Regions from separate parts of the Homo sapiens genome. Here region 2 is linked to region 1. A link is a contact called in ENCODE Hi-C data. All regions are on one chromosome and are shown on one strand. Each heading gives the region's core, a stretch centred on a gene start or an enhancer-like site at or near the end of the contact. The rest is flanking DNA. Distances are from core to core; before and after follow the strand shown.

The links. Hi-C counts contacts between places; a loop is a spot of excess contacts on that map. Pooled maps may share reads with other maps.
Region 2: a map of IMR-90 shows a loop between it and region 1 (3-fold over the local background). The contact joins the promoter of ADGRA3 here to the enhancer-like site in region 1. A Hi-C loop is called at or near these places in 1 of 168 maps with a recorded cell type or tissue (IMR-90), 1 of 37 single-sample maps with no recorded cell type and 4 of 50 pooled maps.

What each region holds. Positions count from the first base shown.
Region 1 is chr4:21,886,180-21,890,084 of GRCh38, forward strand. All of the region lies in intron 1 of KCNIP4 (potassium voltage-gated channel interacting protein 4), which reads right to left. Among named protein-coding and RNA genes, the nearest start is that of KCNIP4-IT1, 35 kb to the left of the region's middle. Within about 2 kb of position 2,137, at least 2 of the 41 ENCODE cell types and tissues checked have a DNase peak (open chromatin) inside an H3K27ac peak, as active enhancers do.
Region 2 is chr4:22,513,568-22,517,710 of GRCh38, forward strand. It overlaps ADGRA3 (adhesion G protein-coupled receptor A3), which reads right to left and starts at 2,499. Exons shown (of 19, transcript NM_145290.4): 1 at 1,961-2,499. The coding sequence starts at 2,217. MIR12115 (microRNA 12115) reads left to right here and starts at 1,745; the gene lies at 1,745-1,818.

The DNA of each region.
Region 1 (3,905 bases), core at 887-3,386:
CCAGGTTTAATGTTTAGAATCTGATCATCATGACTGAAAAGTTATGTTATAAACTGATTTATACAGCATAATTTTCCAATTCATTGAGGGTGAAATTAAGCTCCAAAAGTGCCAAAAGCTTTCAAGATGCCAGAAAACAAATAAAAAGCAGATCTTTGGAAATGTTTTTGCCCAACACAAGCATTTTTCACACTACATCCTATCTTCTCTCCCAGGCTGTTTTCTGAAGGTCCTCCCATTTCTCTAATTATGTCAGAGAAGGCTTCTCAGTTACTAAAATGTACTGCCCCTCTTCAACACTTAACCCTAATGTATTTTTACAGAGGGAGTAAGCGGATGGGTTTCTGCCAGCACCAGGGAGCTATAAACAGTTCCCACAGGGGGTGAGAGACAGGGTCTACATAAAGCTTCCATCAAAACTGTAAATCCCAAATCTGTGAATGCAGAGGTTTTCCACATTGAAAAGTGTGATTGTGATCTTTGTGTCTTACCAAGAGATGTGACATTTAATAACTTTAAATATCTCCAAAGACTGACTTCAAGATCAGTGATATTCTCAGTGAAGTAAATGCACCTGATACCTGTGGCAACCATGGAGGGCACACACACACAAATTACATTTGGCTAAATTACAAAAGCTCTTCTTTTTATTTTTCATTTTTCTTCATTTTAAGATGTTCGTTATATTAGGAAACTAAGCCATGTATAATAAATGCTTTTGCTTTAGAGAGTGTGAGCGTTCATTTGAAGACCACTGAAAAAACTGGATGAAATCAAACAGTCAGGAATACAGGCTAAAAGCCCTGGTCTTAATTAAAGATCTACTAAGCAGCAAGCTATTGACATCATTGCCAGCTTCAGGACAAAGATAAAGTACAAATTTTTTTAAAAAGAGAAAACTGACTTTGTGTAAAATATAGACTCTAGACACAAAATACATAGAAAATGCTGTCCTTAAGAGTAGATGATAATGGCCTGGTGTCTTAGTCAGTTTGGGGTTCTATAACAAAAGTACCACAGATGAGGTGGCTTAATCAACAGAGATGTATTTGTCATAGTTCTGCAGGCTGGAAGTCTGAGACCAGGGTTCCAGCACGGTCAGGTTCTGGTGAGGACTCTCTCCCTGGTTTGCAGTTGGCCATATTCTGGTTGTATCCTCACTTGGAGGGGCGCAGAAAGAGTTAGCTCTCTGGTATCTTCTTACAAGGACACTAATCTCATTCATGAGAGTTCCACCCCCAAGACCTAATCACCTCCTAAAGGCCTTACTTCAAACCACCATCACATTTGGGATTCGATTTCAATGTATGAATTTTGGGGGAACACAAATATTTAGTCCACATCACCTGGGGACAGGATGCTCCAAAGAGATTTTGAATGATGAATTTCACCCTTCCCCCATTTACCTTCCTAAATTGTTTCAGACACAGAAACTTACGAAAGAAAATGAATATTTTCTCTTTAGTCATTGTCATGCTTAAGGAAATTATGCTGAACTCATTTGCATGAAGATGATTCAGCCTTCTGAATGATTTCCTTAACTAACACAGTTATTATTATAGATGAGGTTATATAACTGAAAAGCTTAAAAGAGGTTGTAACCATCCTTTATATATTCTAACTCATAAAGAAAATATTGCTGATGATTGAAACCAGTTGATTTTGCAGAATATTTGCTGATCATAAAAAGTCTTTGAAATTACTTTTTGAATTTCCAATGTAAAGTTGGGCCAATGAGGAAAAAGAAACTTCTGGTAAAACTTTCTACCTAGTGTTTTATCATTAGTTGTTCAACTATGATAGTTCATATTTATGTAACACTTACTATGTGCCAGGTATTGTTCTGATTCTTCTTCATTATTTCATTTTATTGTCACAACAACTTTATGACTTATGTATTATTAGGTATGATTATTATCACCGCTTTACAGAGAAGAAAATTAAGGCAGAGAGAAGTTAAGTGACTTACCCCAAGGTCTCACAGAGCTGGGATTCAATCTTTGCTCTTAAACTCACTAAACTAAACTGATTCTGAATAAGGATAAATACAACAAGTTTAACACTCTGACTCATACACAGAATAACTTAAAGAAGAGTAAGGGAAAACTGGTGCAGGCCACAAGAATTACTCATGGAGGTCCTCTGTGGAACATTATGCAAAGTGTGTTGGATAATGTTTATCTTTTAACAACCAAAGTAGAACTGGTGACTAAATTCTCCCTGTGCTTAGACTCATACGATTCAGATGCAATAAAAAATGAGTCAAAACTTCAGGTTTGTATTTCCATAATAATGTTGCACCCAAAGCCTTGTGAACACAAGAAGATAAAAGGAAACTAGAAAGAAACAAGACTTTCAAAAAGACTAGGACACATAAGGGTGATTAGGAGCCACTCTCCTCAACCGTTTTCCTTTGCCCTCAGGTGCAATCATGCCAGAAGCAGTTAATTCTATACCCTCCCCTTTGTTAATTTCATATTTTGTATGCTCTGTGTCATTACATTCACCATGCTATTATAACTGTCCACACCTTCTGAAGGGCTTCTGCTCCTGCTCAGAGCTGGCCTACAGCTACTGTCTTCATGACTCACATAACTGCTCAAGGCTTTGCTTCCTCATCTCCAATCTGAAACTTCTATCTCACTGAGCTTTTTTGGTCTTTGGCTTCACATCCAGTTTAGCTCTTTTTATGCAGTCACATGGATCACCTGTCAAGTTTTACTTTTACTACTACAAGTTAAGCATATCGAATCTGAAAACCTGAAACTTGAAATGCTCCAAAATTCAAAACTTTTTGAGCATCAACATGACACAATGACAAGTTAGCCTGAACACACTACTTTTTCACTATATTAATGGCATGTCATATTTTTATTGCTAAGTATTTATACGTGAATGAGTGTAAGAAAATGATTGCTTATAGGTACAATATAAATTTAGAGTCAGGAGTGACAGTGATGCCAAACAACCACAGGTTATCCACACAGGTGGCTGAGATAGTGACACTTTTGCTTTTCCATGGGTCAATGCATGCAAACTTTGTTTTATATACAAAAATTATTTAAAATATTGTATAAAATTATCCTTGGGCTATGTATATAATGTGTATATAAATCATAAATAAATCTCATGTTTAGATTTGGGTCCCATCCCCAAGATATCTCATTAATTATGTATATGCAAGCATCTCAAAATCTGAAAAAAAAACATCTAAATTCTGAAACACTTCTGATCTCAAACATTTTGGATAAGGGATATTAAACCTGTACTATTAATAGCTACCTGAAGGCATTGCATTAGGTACTCAACACTCATTTACCACAAATGTAGATCAACCATGCAAGGCAGGAGCTATCATCCCTATGATCCTAATACACAAGGGAGGCCAGAGGTTTCTCTTGGGGAGTGACATTTGAGCTGATAGCTTAAGTACGAAAAGGGTTTCAATTTGTGAATACTAGAAACAACTACCCTAGGCAGATGGTTCAGAACATGTAAAGGTTTTCGAGTAGGAAAAAACCTAGAACTAACAATAAGCTAATGTGGCTAGAGAAAAACCTGTGAGGGACAGAGTAGCAGAGTGGCCCAAGAAGGGACCACACAGGCCAGGCAAGACCGAATAATGCTGGCTTCATGATGTATTTCCTCCACTCAACTATGTACTCAGTAATGCCATAGACCGTGTTTCCACGTTTGATTCATGTGGGCTCCCAGAGTCTTGTATATTTGCTCACCCTTAGTGTTAGTTTGAATATTGGTTTTGGAATTGCTGGTGGCATTGATGATGAATTTGTTGTTGGTATCCACAATGGAATTGGTGGTGGTATTGGCGATGGAATTCTGATGGGATTGCTGGTCACATTGATAGAGGCATTGTGGTAGTACTACTATTCACTAGAGTAGAA
Region 2 (4,143 bases), core at 1,249-3,748, 630 kb after region 1:
GTGGTGCGATTTCGGCTCACTGCAATCTCCACCTCTCGGGTTCAAGTGATTCTCCTGCCTCAGCCTTCCAAGTAGCTGGAATGACAGGCATACGCCACTACGCCTGGCTAATTTTTGTATTTTTAGTAGAGACAGGGTTTCGTCAAGTTGGCCAGGCTGGTCTTGAACTCCTGACCTCAAGGGATCCACCCGCTTTGACCTCACAAAGCCCTGGGATTACAGGTGTGAGCCCACCATGCCCAACCTTAACTTTATTTTCATCTAAAAAGCTTTCAGGCAAAAAAAAAAAAAAAAAAAAAAAAAAAAACTGGATTGAAATGACATTTCATAGTTACTTATATTTTAACCAGTTTCTAAAAATTGTAGAAAAATAGTTTAATTGGTAATATGCTGAAAATCAATTTACCACCATATCCCCTATTTTTTTCTGCAACGCAAAATCAACAATTTACTAGTAGTTGACCTAATCCAGCTGAAATTGTGGACACTTTTAGGTCAGAAAAACTGGACCTAAACATGAGTCAACGTAAATGTCACTCATTGACCCAAAACCTAAATGTTTATAACATAACTGCATGATGACTAATTTTTGCAGAGTAACAAAGAAAATCTCCTCCAACATTGGGATTTTCTCCATTTGGACTGTAATTAAAGTCCCATACCGAAAATTTCCACTTCAAAGAATCTGACTAAGAAATAAATAAATATAACTGCTGCCACCACCACATGGTAACGTGTTAGTAACGGAGTCAAATAAAACAAAAACTCTTTCATCCATCTTCATGCCTCCATAAATAGACACATAGACACAATTTTCATGGTTAAACGTTTCCTAATTCAAAAAATGGAAATGAAGGTAAACAAAAGTGTTAGTAATGAAATGTATACCTGGCCTACCTGTGTATACTCCTGCTGAATTTGGGTTACATTTAAAACCATACTTTAAGTGTTTTCATAGATCATGCTGCGGTCCTTGCATTCATGTTTGTATAGTGGCTGCCTTGATTCTTTTTTTAGGAAACCAACCAAAACAACATAGAGGAACCCCGAGCCAAGGGACTCACATTTCAGTTGAACAAAATACCCATGAGAAACACTTAGACTCAAAACTTTCCAAACCAATTCATCCTTCTGAAAACAAACTCGACAGTCACTGGGGCCAACTGTTCAGCTAGAATTGGCAAAACTACGTTTGCAAAACTGAACCGTGAATCCCAGCACAAGTGAGTTACCAAAATTTTTCCTTCCAGGTGGAAACTCAATCCGAAAATCAAAAATCCCTCGAGTTGGAAGGCTCAATAAACCCACGGTTTTCAGTTCCAATGTTCCTGGCTTTTAAATATAAGCCCTCACAGACACGAAAACGGGACTGCAAGGTACATAAACAGATTGATCTGAAATGTTTCCAGCCCTTAATAACAACTCTATCTTAAAAGGTGCTCTTTAACTGTAATAAAACTAAGATAGCAAAAGGCAAAGGAAGCGTCTTGGGGTTTGGGCTCGCACACAGTCCTTGTGTTTTGCAAACTCTACCACGTAAGTGTAACTTAATTTGCAAAGAAGCAGAAGGACTGGCGCTTGCAATCAAGCATTGTGTTTTCTGGAAACCCAAGCCCAGGATGAATGAGCTTTAACTCTGTTGACTGCGTGTTTACTTGCATCCTCACGTGGCACCGCGCAGCCCAAAAGCGCTGCGCCGGGGACAGCGCGGGGAGCGCCTGAGAACCCGAAAACTTTACTTTGCAAACTAGTGGAGCTGGGAGGCAGCTCGGACGCAGATTCCCTTGCCTTTCCCTGAACTGCACCCATGCCAAGCACACGAGGTCTTTCCTAGCACCGCCCCCTGCCTACAGCTCCACACAAAGGCGCGTGGGTGCCGGCTGGACCCTGCTCCAAAGTTGAGCGGAGAGATAAGAAAGAGCCGAGCGGGAGAGGACCCAGCGTCGCGGGAGATACTCACAGGGTGACCGTGCGGTTGGGCAGAGTATCTGGGGGCAGGACCTGCGCGAGTTCCAGGCTGCTGCACACCACCTTGCCCTCGGCGGCGCCCGCCGCCCTGCCAGCCCCTCGGGGCCGCCCATCGTGCTTGCAGCCGGCGGGCAGCGCCGCGGCGCCGCCGCCGCCGCCGCCTCCCAGCAGCGCGAGCAGCGCTAACAGCGAGAGCGGCAGCAACAGCGGCGGCTGCGCGCGGCCCCGCCGGCGTCCGGGTGGCTCCATGCTGCGGGCCGGGGCCTGCGGGGCGAGCGGCGGCGCACTGGCCTAGCGGGCCGCCCCGGAGCCCGGGCGGGCAGGAGCGCGGCGCGGGCCCAGCGGCGACCGGAGCCTTATGGCGGCCGGAGGACGGGCCTTCCCCGGCGCGGACATGCTCCTTTGTCCGCTGCGGCTGCGCTGGGCCTCTAGGGAGCCGGGGGTCACGGCCGCATGGGTCCCAGCGCCGCTCTACCGCCCGGCGCGAGCACCGCCTCCTCCTCCTCCTCTGCCGCCGCCGCCGCCGCCACTGCCTCCTCCCCTGGCCAGGACCCGCGCGCGGCGGCTCCTCCCCGCCCGCCGCCGGCGGCCGCCCCCGCCCCTTCCCCTCCTCTTTCCCGGCTCTCCTGCTCTCCCCGTGTCTGCAGCTGCCCGGGACCTCGGGGAGGAGGCGCGCGCTCCCGGGACCTGCCGAGCCCGACTCCGACCCGGTGCGCGCCCGGGCCTCGGCCTCCGGGCAGGAGTTGTGGGGAGCCCGCGGGAAGGCAGTAACTCGTAGAGAGAACGGAGGAAAGTTCGAGTCCGAACGGAGGAAAGTTCGAGTCCAAACTCCACCCGCGGTGGCCACTCTCCTGCTCGTTTCCCTTCGCCGCCACCGCGCTCGCACCGCGGGCACAGGACAAAGCAGTCTTGTGCGCTCCTGGAGACTGCCCATGTGGCCCAAGGAGCCTGGCCCGGAGGATGGAGTAGGGACGAGAGTAGGGAATTTCCCTGACCAACCCTATGGGAAAAGTACCCAAAACCAAGTGTTTCGGAAGGAATCGCCTTCTCACCTCATTATGGTAGTCTTATTTGTCCCAAATACACTGGAGCCAGTAAACAGGTTCCTCTTCAATACAGTGAACAATCTGAAGCTGTTTCTGGCCTTCAGCAACAACAGCGATGGTCTCTAAAGGATGCATCTGGACCTCACTAGAAAGGCAGCCTTTTGAAAGAAATTCGACAGGCAAAGATACTTGAGATGTTCACCAGTTCGAGCAATAATGAGCAAACCCTCCAAGAAACCCCAACAGAATTGATTACTCTGACTTCCAGCCTCGCCCTAACATTTGCAAGCCCAGGGCTTACCTACCCTATGTTTAAAATTTTACAAGGACTATATCATGCTAATAAAATATATTCTGTGCTCCTGCCTTGAGAAATTACCTTCATAACAACCTGGAAGGTTTGTAAGCAGGATTCTCAGACACCTTGGAGTTTCTCCCTGAAACATGGCAGGTGGGAAAGAGTCAGATCCAAACCTTTGGCCTGTACACCTTCACCGTCTTTGCTTCCTGTGCCCAGCTATCTTCAAGGACAAGAGGGGATTTTTTGTACCTGTGTGTGAACACCGCAGCCCACAAAACCAAGTTCTGTTCACACTTTCTAACAGCCACCCTCTGTCTGCGTCTGGATCTCAGGTGTGCCTATACCAGTTGTTGGGTCCTTCATTGGGAGGACAGTTCTCAGAAGAAGCTAGCTCAGGGCCAAGAAGTGGCTTTGGTAATACCAGTCAGGGAATTCCAGGGTCCTGGGTCTTGGGGACATAGTGGGTACCCAGGCTTTGGGTGCTGGCCTGGAGATTTTTCACCCCATAAGAAGAGTCAGGTTGGTGTCCTCTAAAATGGAGGGCCTAGAACACGGTTTTTCTTGCTTGGGTCTAAGGACACTACTGCCTCTGGCCCCTACAAAATTTATCTTAGGGACCAATTTGCAGGAATCTGTTTATCTGGCTAGAGCTTTCTCAATGGGAAGTAAATAAATGGTCTCCATTTATCATTTATCAGTGTTGTATTAAATTTGAATAGCAGTTCATTTGACCAACCCAACCATGTCCAGTGCTGTCTAATAATACATTCTGTGATTGTATAGCTGTTCTAGTTCTTTGCTGTCTAATATGGTGGCCAACTGTGGCTA